Regions from separate parts of the Mus musculus genome. Here region 2 is linked to region 1. Evidence: chromatin loops called from intact Hi-C (ENCODE). Cell type or tissue: left cerebral cortex. All regions are shown on one strand. Links, peaks and the distances in the headings refer to the core of each region. The heading gives the core; the rest is flanking DNA. Region 1 holds the start of Huwe1 (HECT, UBA and WWE domain containing 1). Region 2 holds the start of Fam120c (family with sequence similarity 120, member C).

The links. A loop is a pair of places that touch in the nucleus more often than their neighbours do. Peaks named below come from ENCODE experiments on the same cell type or tissue, not always from the same donor. Only the 100,000 strongest peaks of a DNase experiment are listed, where the experiment ranks them.
Region 2: it touches region 1 in a loop (6-fold over the local background); 1 of 42 quality-filtered maps calls a loop at or near these places.

Annotation. Positions count from the first base shown.
Region 1 is chrX:151,802,559-151,806,945 of GRCm38, forward strand. Huwe1 (HECT, UBA and WWE domain containing 1) reads left to right here and starts at 724. Exons shown (of 83, transcript NM_021523.4): 1 at 724-1,011; 2 at 4,162-4,302. In left cerebral cortex, for the core only: CTCF peaks have their summits at 329, 1,398 and 2,278; DNase peaks (open chromatin) are centred at 619, 1,316 and 1,772; H3K4me3 peaks cover 2,190 bases; H3K27ac peaks cover 1,374 bases.
Region 2 is chrX:151,340,840-151,345,226 of GRCm38, forward strand. It overlaps Fam120c (family with sequence similarity 120, member C), which reads left to right and starts at 3,384. Exons shown (of 16, transcript NM_198105.2): 1 at 3,384-4,097. The coding sequence starts at 3,411. It overlaps A230072E10Rik (RIKEN cDNA A230072E10 gene), which reads right to left and starts at 1,040. Exons shown (of 3, transcript NR_015600.3): 1 at 1-1,040. In left cerebral cortex, for the core only: no CTCF peak of the experiment used is centred there; DNase peaks (open chromatin) are centred at 2,458, 3,052, 3,314 and 3,988; H3K4me3 peaks cover 1,690 bases; H3K27ac peaks cover 1,226 bases.

The sequences.
Region 1 (4,387 bases), core at 187-4,186:
GGAGAAAACCACTTTATTGGGTCTTTTTTGTTATAAGGTAAGGAAAGCCTCAATATTTAAAACTGGTGACTCCGGAGGTAGAACTAATGATATGAGCTTTTAGTGAAAAGATGGATTCAGGTTAGCCTGCAGTGCGGCGAAGGAAGAAGTATGGATATTAGAGGTCTTTAGATTTTTCCCCCCATGTTTTGAGCACAAAAACTGGTGTGTCATTGTTTCCATTTGCATTTGTGTGTTTATTGTAAATTGAACATCTTTTATGCGTTAGTTAAGACTAGCACGTTATTCCTCGAGGCAGGTAACAATGGGAACCCATTCTTTTCGCTTTCGGAATGGAGTTTGGCTAATTGGTACAGCCCTGCTGGAAGCGTGAGAATAAACAGGTTGACTTTTTAAGCACTAGGCAGGCTCCAGACACCTAAATCGGGGGCGGAGGTAGTTTTCAAGACATGGCCGAGATTTGGCGCTGAGCTGTGTCATCGCGAGGTTTGGTAGCAAGCTCCGCAGTGGGTCGGAAACCTCGTGGTAAGCGAGATCCCTAAAGGACGAGAGCTTCCTCCCTTTCCCCGAAAAAACTCCCAGTCATTTTCACGAAGCTCCGCCTTTCTCCTTTTTAGGAGCGTGCACCTGGTCTCGCGAGATCTCATGTTTCCTAAAGGCGAGGCGCGGGCGGTCTCCTGCGGTGAATTACGAAGGTCTCGGCGAGGCTGAACGTAATATCGCGATAGTTCCTACGGCGCATGCGGGAGCCGGCGGCGGCATGCTGGCTCCGCCCCGTAGTGCTCCGTGAGGTTGTGCGTCATTTGCTTTTCGCTTCGCGTGGGGTGAGAGCGGAGCGGTGGCGATTTGGGGTTTGGTGGCAAGCGAGGGTTGGGACGGGCTGGGCTCAGTTTTTCCTGGTCCGGTGGAGGTTCTCCTGGGATCACGCGAAGGCGGCGGCCGAGGTTGGCTACTGAGTGCAGGAGCTGCGGAGGCGCGAGCAGCGTCTTCTGGTGCTGCCGTTCTTAGCCGGTGAGTTCTCGCGGGAGCAGGGTTACGTCCTCGTGGGGATTCGCCGGCGGTGGCGGAGATACCTTGGGGGTGGGGGGGCAGTGACTAGGGTCGGGCCGCCTGTTAAGATGGCGGCGGCGGCGGCTGCCTGTCTTGCTCTTACACGGTACCAAGGGGTTAGCTATCCGCGTTTGTGACGCTTCTCAGGTACCAGACGTTAAGGAGATGACGAATGGCGAAACGTCGTGGTGCCGGTAAATCCTTCCTGAGCTGAAGACCATCCTGTTTCTTACCGGTTAAAGCGACACCATTTCCCCCGGCCTCTGCCTCGTGTGGGCCTGCCTTTGCCCCACCAATCGCTCTTCGCCTCTGTTTTCGTCGTCGCAGTGGGCGGGTTGGGAAGTGCGGGAGGGAGTCCATAGTTCATTGGGTAGTGGGCTGGGGATTAGATTAAAAAGTGGGAGAGAGGGACGCACCTAAGATTGTTCTCATAATTATTGCGCGCTTGCTGCTTCTCAGCCCTTGCAGCGACCCATATGAAACCCCTAGTTTTTCTTGATCCGAGGTGGGCTCTGCTTCCCTGCTCCCGCGGCTTTCGGGCTAAGGTTTGAGAGGTCAATCTGTAGAGTCATTAGAGTACCTTCCCTTTCCCAAATTCTGTCTCCCTGTCAAATCGCTCAGCTACGTGAATATCGGGATGCATTATTAAGGGGAGAAGTTAAAAAAAATCCTATCACTCCTCCTCTGTAGTCCTAATTTAGAGCCTAGCCTGAATCATCTACCCTGTCCCATGTCCTTCCGTGGTGCTTTTGGCGCAGATGTTAAAAGAGCTTATCTTATTCCCTGCATTTACTCCATCTTTGTGGATGGATCAGCAGTAACCTTCCATTTTCCTAGGTCCTCTTGCTTGTTTATCCCTGACGCGGGGACAGCGTACTGATTTCTTCAACTTTGAATGTTTTGAGACCATACTTGGGCAGAACAATAAACGGGTCAGTGGTCGGATAATTGCAGTCTTAGTGGTCTCCTTCGTGCCCCCACTAGGTGAAACTTTGCCTTTCCAACCCCTTCCACGCTACAAGCTCTGGGACCCGCCCCCTTTCCCGCCTATGTTTCTGTAGTCTGCTGGTCTGTATATCTTTTTGTTTTGTTACAGCTAACCAACATTTAAGAACTAAGTCTCACTTCTTAATCCTTATATTTCTCTCTTAACTGCTCTTCCTCCCACCCCCAGGAGCTGAATCCCCTAGCAAGGTGTCGACCCCCAGTACCTTTTCCTTCCTCCAGGAGTTTTACCCCTAAAACAGTCACGCTCCTTTTAAATTTAAATTTACTTCCTTTCTCCTCAAATCACTTCTATTATAGACAATTAATTCCCTATCACGTGTTTCCTTTGTAGATAACATGATTTGAATTACTTTTTATTTAGCACCAGTGTTGCATAGATTGAGGAGATGCTGCCAACATTTCCAATTCATAGGAAGCAGCCTGATTTAGAAAGTTAGTGTTTGCTTCCAGTTCACATTGAACTCATGACCTTGGGCAAATTACTTTTCAGATTTTGTTTGTTTATATAATGAGGGTAGTAATGCTTACCTTGTAGAAAATTTGCCTCAGAAAGTTTGGGTGCCTTTTTAATGTGAAACTGTATTGGTAGATAAATGTTTTTGTGCCATATTCTACCTTTATAGCCTGGTAAGGTTTTTAAAAATTGTTATTTCTTCAGCTGTATTTTTCTATGTTTAGGAATAATACCTATTCGCTCCTGTCTGCTTTTAATTTTTTCCTCATAAGCCACTTTGTATGATCAGTGGTTCATGTTTGAATATGTTCTCACTATTTGAAGCTTCTACTGGTGTAAGACTTTTGAATGCAAAATCATTCTCTTGGAATGACCACCAGCTATGTTTCGGTCATGAACCACACCCAAGTGTTCTACCTTTTGGAAGGGAGTGCCTCATCCCTTGCCTACTCATTTTTGCCACTCCTTCAAATACAGTCTGTCCTGTCCTTCACCTCACAAAAGTCTTGAAATTTCATGCCATTGCCAGTTTGCAGTGTTAAAGAGAACTTAAGCTTCAAGTGTTTTTATTTCTTTCTCTTTACCTCATTTATTTCTCTTTACCTCTATCATTTTTAGACAAACTTTGTCTAAGTTGGGTCAGTATGGGGGGCATATTTGGCAGTCTTTTTATTTAAGTAGGATAATACCTATATGCAAGACATTAGGAAGGTTGATCTAATTAAATACCATCATTTCCCCCTCAAAGGCAACCACAGATGACTCTTTGATAACTACCTCCTGTTGTGCTTTTGCCATTTTATATTTTCTAACATTTTACTCGGAAGTAGTTTTTCTTACTACTATATTTTTATTAGATCAACACTAGAGTGGTTTTTTTCCTTAATTATGTTGGTTGGGTGATGGGGTTCAAGTAGGAATATAGTTGCAAGAAGTATACTATCATTGACATTTTAGTGGGTAACATCTGATAATTAACTATTTGTGGATTTCCGTTTTGAGCTTCAGGGTTTGAGTTGGAAGTGCTTTAGGAAAATGAATTTCCTCTTTCATTGAAAGACAGGTCACTTTATTTTGAGACTCTTGTCTTGATTCCTTTTACAGTGGGTTAAGCAATAATCACTAACTCTTGTCCTTTAGAATTATACTAAATCTGGGAATGATGATCAAGGCATGACCTAAAAGGTTTAATTTATTCTAGGTAGATCTCTGAGAAGAGAGGAAGGAGTGGCAGTACCAAATAAAAACTTTGTCTAAGGTTCAGTGACAAAGTTCAACCTGAATTTCCAGGATGTTTATCGTTTGTCTCCCAGTATGGCCAAAAAGCACTTATGAAGGTGAAAAATAATTTTAATGTGTACAGCTTTTTCTTTTCATAAAATATGTTTTCCTTAGTGTCAGTTTGTTAAACATGCTATCATTTTGTTTGAGTTGAAAACAGTTTTCAGGGGTATTGTCTAAGTGTCACTAGAAACACTATACAGTTCTTTTTCAGAGTGTTTAGTTACTGCTCAAAGCAGGTTCTAAAAATGCAAGTTGGCATTTAAGGGCTATTGCTTCAAAAATAACTGATTGTGTCTATTGATACAGTGGTTAACTACCCAATTCTAATGAATAATATACTTCTTTTCCACAATCTTTTTTTGTAGGTCCTTCAGTAGCCTGACCTGAGTGTTAGTGCTTCAGAGGAACAAACCAGTAGACCAGAACTTGGTCAGGAAGTTTCAGGAAGCTATTGGAGCAGTGTTGGGATTTCCCACCAGGATGACTATGATTGGCTGTGATTTTAGGTTAGTTTTTTTTTTGTTTTTGTTTTTTTTAAGATCTTTGCGGTTGGTATTTGTATTTTACATCTTGAAATGGAGATGGGGCTGG
Region 2 (4,387 bases), core at 304-4,303, 460 kb before region 1:
GCTGGGGATCGGACTCCTTGTCCTGCACATACAAAGCAAGTGATTTACTACTGTTGCAGCTTCTTTTTCTTAGCACTCTCTAAGTATTTGGCTCATTCTCTCTGTCATTCTGTTCAAGATCCTCTCGATCAGAGATCCAGTAGGAGATAGTAAGCTGAGCTGAGCTTACTACTGTGAAACCTTCCCCACCTCCGTCCTGATCCGCCTTGGGGATGGATGTTCACTTGCTTCTTAACATCTAGTTGGATTCAGTTATGGGAAATCAGCACTTCTGGCAAAGTTGATGCCATGAGGAGTTACTACTCCTTATACATGTGTGAATAATTTGCTGGTGCCAGTTTCTTAATCAGTGAAATCCTTGAAGTGGGTCTGACATTTTTGCTGCAAGTCAGCAGGACCAAGGGATTTGTGCCTGCAGCAATCAAAGCTCAGTTTGTTTTTGTTTGTTTGTGGTCCTGAGGAATAGAAGCTGGGGAAGGATTCTACCACTGAACTCCACACCCAGCTCCAGGGCTTTTCTTTTGAGTTCCAGGAACTGTAATTAACTGGTTCACTGCCATATCTTACAAAAAGTGTCAACTCCCTTCCCATCAATGGATGCTAGAAGATTCCACCTGTATCAGTTCCGTGTATTTTGGGCTTGTAATTTGCCACACCTCATTTCTGACTGTTTATTCTCTTTGTAACCAAATGTAATGAGCTCACATCTTGGTGAATGCAAAAGGTTAAAACAAGCACAGCCAAGACATGAAAGAGTGGAGAAAGATCTATTACTTAAAGCAGTTAAGGGATCCCTGAGTGTCTCAATCAGCATGGCTTTGGGATTGCCTTGACCAGGGCAATGGAGAATGGAGAAATGACAGATAGATGTACCAAGAAGCTGGGATTGGATAAGCCTTGCACAGTCCCAAGTATGCTGTTTATAAGACCATATTTAAGAGGGTAAGATACAAATTTTAGATATACTTAGCTGAAGTTCACAGGCTGTTACCATTAAAACGGGGAAGAAGAGTACATCTGTGAAATCTCGCTTGTATCATAGCTGAAAATAATGGAAAGGACATTTTGTAAGTGTGCACAGGTACACTTGTGTGTCTTGGTGTGCTCATATGTATGCCCATGAAAGCCAGGGGACAAAATTTGCATATCATTCTTCAGGAATCTTCCACCTCAGTTTTTAAGGCATTGTCTCTTATTGGCCTGGAACTCACCAATTAGACTAGGTTGCTTGGCCACTGGGTCCCAGAAATCCACTTGGCTCTACTTCCCCAGCCCTGGGATTACAAATGCACTACATTGAGCCTGGCTTTTTGGTGTGGTCTTTGAGAATTGAATCCAGGTCCTCATGCTTGCAAAGCAAGCATTTTAACCAGAGAGCCATCTCACCGACCCAGAAAGGATGATTTGAAGGTAGAATAATAAAGGGTTTTCATCTAAAGGTATCTCACTTGTGGCTAACAGTTTCATTAAGTGGCTTATGATCCAATTATTTTTGTTGTTGTTGGGACTTAATTTTTTTCTTTACTGTTTGTTTTGTTTAGTTCTTATCTCAGGCTGACCTGGAAAATAATAATTTCAAAGTTGTGGCAATCCTCCTGCCTTGACCTTCTGAATGCTGGGTTTATAGATGTAAGCCAACACACTCAGTTAAAATATGGCATTACAAGCAAATGTGAACATGATAGGATTTATTTACTTCCTTGGTTCTTTGAAATCACTGGGTAGCCTAGGCTGGCCTAGAACTTAAGGTGACTGTCCCATGTCAACTTCCTGAGTACTAAGATTGCAGGCACATACCATCATGCCTAAGACAACAGTTTTTGCAGTAATCTTATCAAGTTAACAATGAGAAGGCTAATTTTTAGGAAAGGGATGCTGGACAAACTCTCTAGTAAGCACAGTTTACTAAAAACATCTATTCTCTTCATCTTTCATGCCTTCAAGCTATTGCCTTTCCCTTTTTTTTCAAAAACAATTTTTATTAGCTATTTTCTTCATTTACATTTCAAATACTATCCCGAAAGTCCCCTATACACCCCCCACCTCCCTCTCCCTTGCCTTTCATGTTGTCTCCCATCCCTGCTATTCTGGATCTACTACTCTTATGACAAACCCGGTTTGGAATTTGCAACCTGTTTTTGGTTTCATCCTATCAAACCATTCTGATGTCATTCCTGGGGTTCTGCTCTTTTATGTTCTGTAAATTCCAAGCCAGATAGATACAACTACTCTGCATGCAGATCTTGTTTTCTGCTGTAGTCTGGCTGAAGTAATGGGCCCTAAAACTTGACAGAAGACAGACTCTACATGGATTTCATTGGAGAAGCATGCTGAAATGTACTTTTCAAAAGACTGTGATCAAATTAGAACCTTTGCAGCTATTTTGAATTGTTCCCACATGGACACATTTAGTAGGTTGGAAAACAAAAAAAATCCCCTAACCATATGGCATAGCTTAGTGAGTACCAATAAGGTCCAAGTTGTAGTTGAATTTGAGTGGGTGTTTAATCTCCCTGACCAGAGATCCTGAGGCAAATTATAGGCAATTTCATTTTGTCTATGCATTCATTGTCTTAAGTAAATGTTTTACCATTTGTAAGGTGGATAACTCTTCAAAGTATGACAGTAGATGTTAGCGGTTTTTATGTATCATATGTGTTCTTCTCCTTTCGTTAAAAGTTGTGCATATCATCTTTTCAATGGAAGGGAAATTTCTCCCTTTCAGGGAACTTTAGCTCACTTTAGCCAAATTCTACTAATCCACAGTACTTCCTTTCCCATGATGCATCATCTCCATTTCTTTCCCTGGGCATGGTGGTATAATATCCTGAGGCAACTCGGTTGGATACTAGGAGTTCTGGTACAAATCCTATACACACATTTTCTTGGCCCGCTTCTTCTGACACTATGAGCATCAAGGCCTGACAGGTGTGATCCTCTGGTTCTAAGACTGCATCCTGAGGCCATCCGGGAAAAGACTACAACTCCCAGGATGCTCATCCGCCCCGCCCCTGTACCCCTCCCCCAGCTAGAAAGCGAGTATCACAGAGAAGACGAGGCAACATGGCTCCCGGAGGTGGAAGGCAGAGGCTTCACCCCCTTTGAAGCAGTGAAGAAGAGCAGCGGAGGGGAACGGGAAAAGAGGAGTGACTACGACTTTGTCATCGCTTTTATCTTCCCAGCCTCTTCTGAGTCTGGTCAGCCTCACCTCTGCTCTCCACCCGCACCCAGTCTGTGGTCTCCTCCCCTCCCCGCCCACGTTCCCTCGCCCCTCCCGTTCTCAAACCCTCTCTCCGCCCCCCTCGCCCCTACCCCCCGCGGAGTGCGCACGCGCCCGCCTCCAGCTTCGCGCGGGGATCGCCGACTGGCCCGCTTGCGCAGCCGCTGTTCCTTCTACCCACGGAGGAAGCATGGGCGTCCAGGGCTTCCAAGAGTTCCTGGAGAAGCGCTGTCCCGGGGCTGTGGTGCCTGTGGACCTCCTCAAACTCGCGCGCACCGTCTCGCGCCAGCAGCAGCAGCAGCACCTGCACCGCCAGCTGCCGCCAGCAGCCCTAGCGCCAGGGGCTCCACGCATCACCAGGGGCTCTGCTCCTCTGCCGCCGCCGCCGCTCCCGCCCGCTGCCTTTGGTGCTTACTCCGGGGGCGCGGGGCCGTCTCGGCACCATCACCCTGCTCACCATTTCCACCACCATGGCCAAGCGCCGCCAGGGCTGCATCCGCCGCCGCCCCCTCCGCTGCCTGGGGCTCGGGTATTGGTAGACGCGGGCTCGGCGCTGCCGCGGCTCTATGGTGGCTACCAGACGGATTGGGTTTGTGGCGGCCAGTGGAATGCCATGCTGGGCTACTTGTCAGCGCTGTGCCAGGCTTGTGCCTATCCGGGCGGAGACGGCCTGGAGCTGGTGGTCATGTTCCCTGGGGGCCTGGGGAAGGACCGACTGGCCGAGTGGGGCCGTCGGTGCCAGGCGGAGCGGCAGACTGCGCAACTGATCGTGGGACACGTGGGCAACAAGGGCACCCCTCCACCGCGGGCCTGGTTCCTGCCACCTGCCTGTCTGAGCCACTGCGTGAGGCTAGCACTCATCCGCTTCCGGGTCAAGGTGAGGGAGGGGTTAGATTTTTAAATGAAATGCCCCACACCTGTTCCTTCCAGACTAAACACCTAACCATTCACCGACCTACCTGCCACCCACTCAGTCAGCTAACTTACTGGCGACCATTTTATCCCCTCGTGCCCCCGTCATATGGCCTATTAATTCCCTTACCTACATGATTGTATCTCTAGCCATGCCATCCCCGTAACCCCCTTTACTCACACAATTGGCCTACCTGTTGGTTCTAGCAGAATTGACTCAAAATTCCTCCGGGCTTCATGTTTCTCTTGCTATCA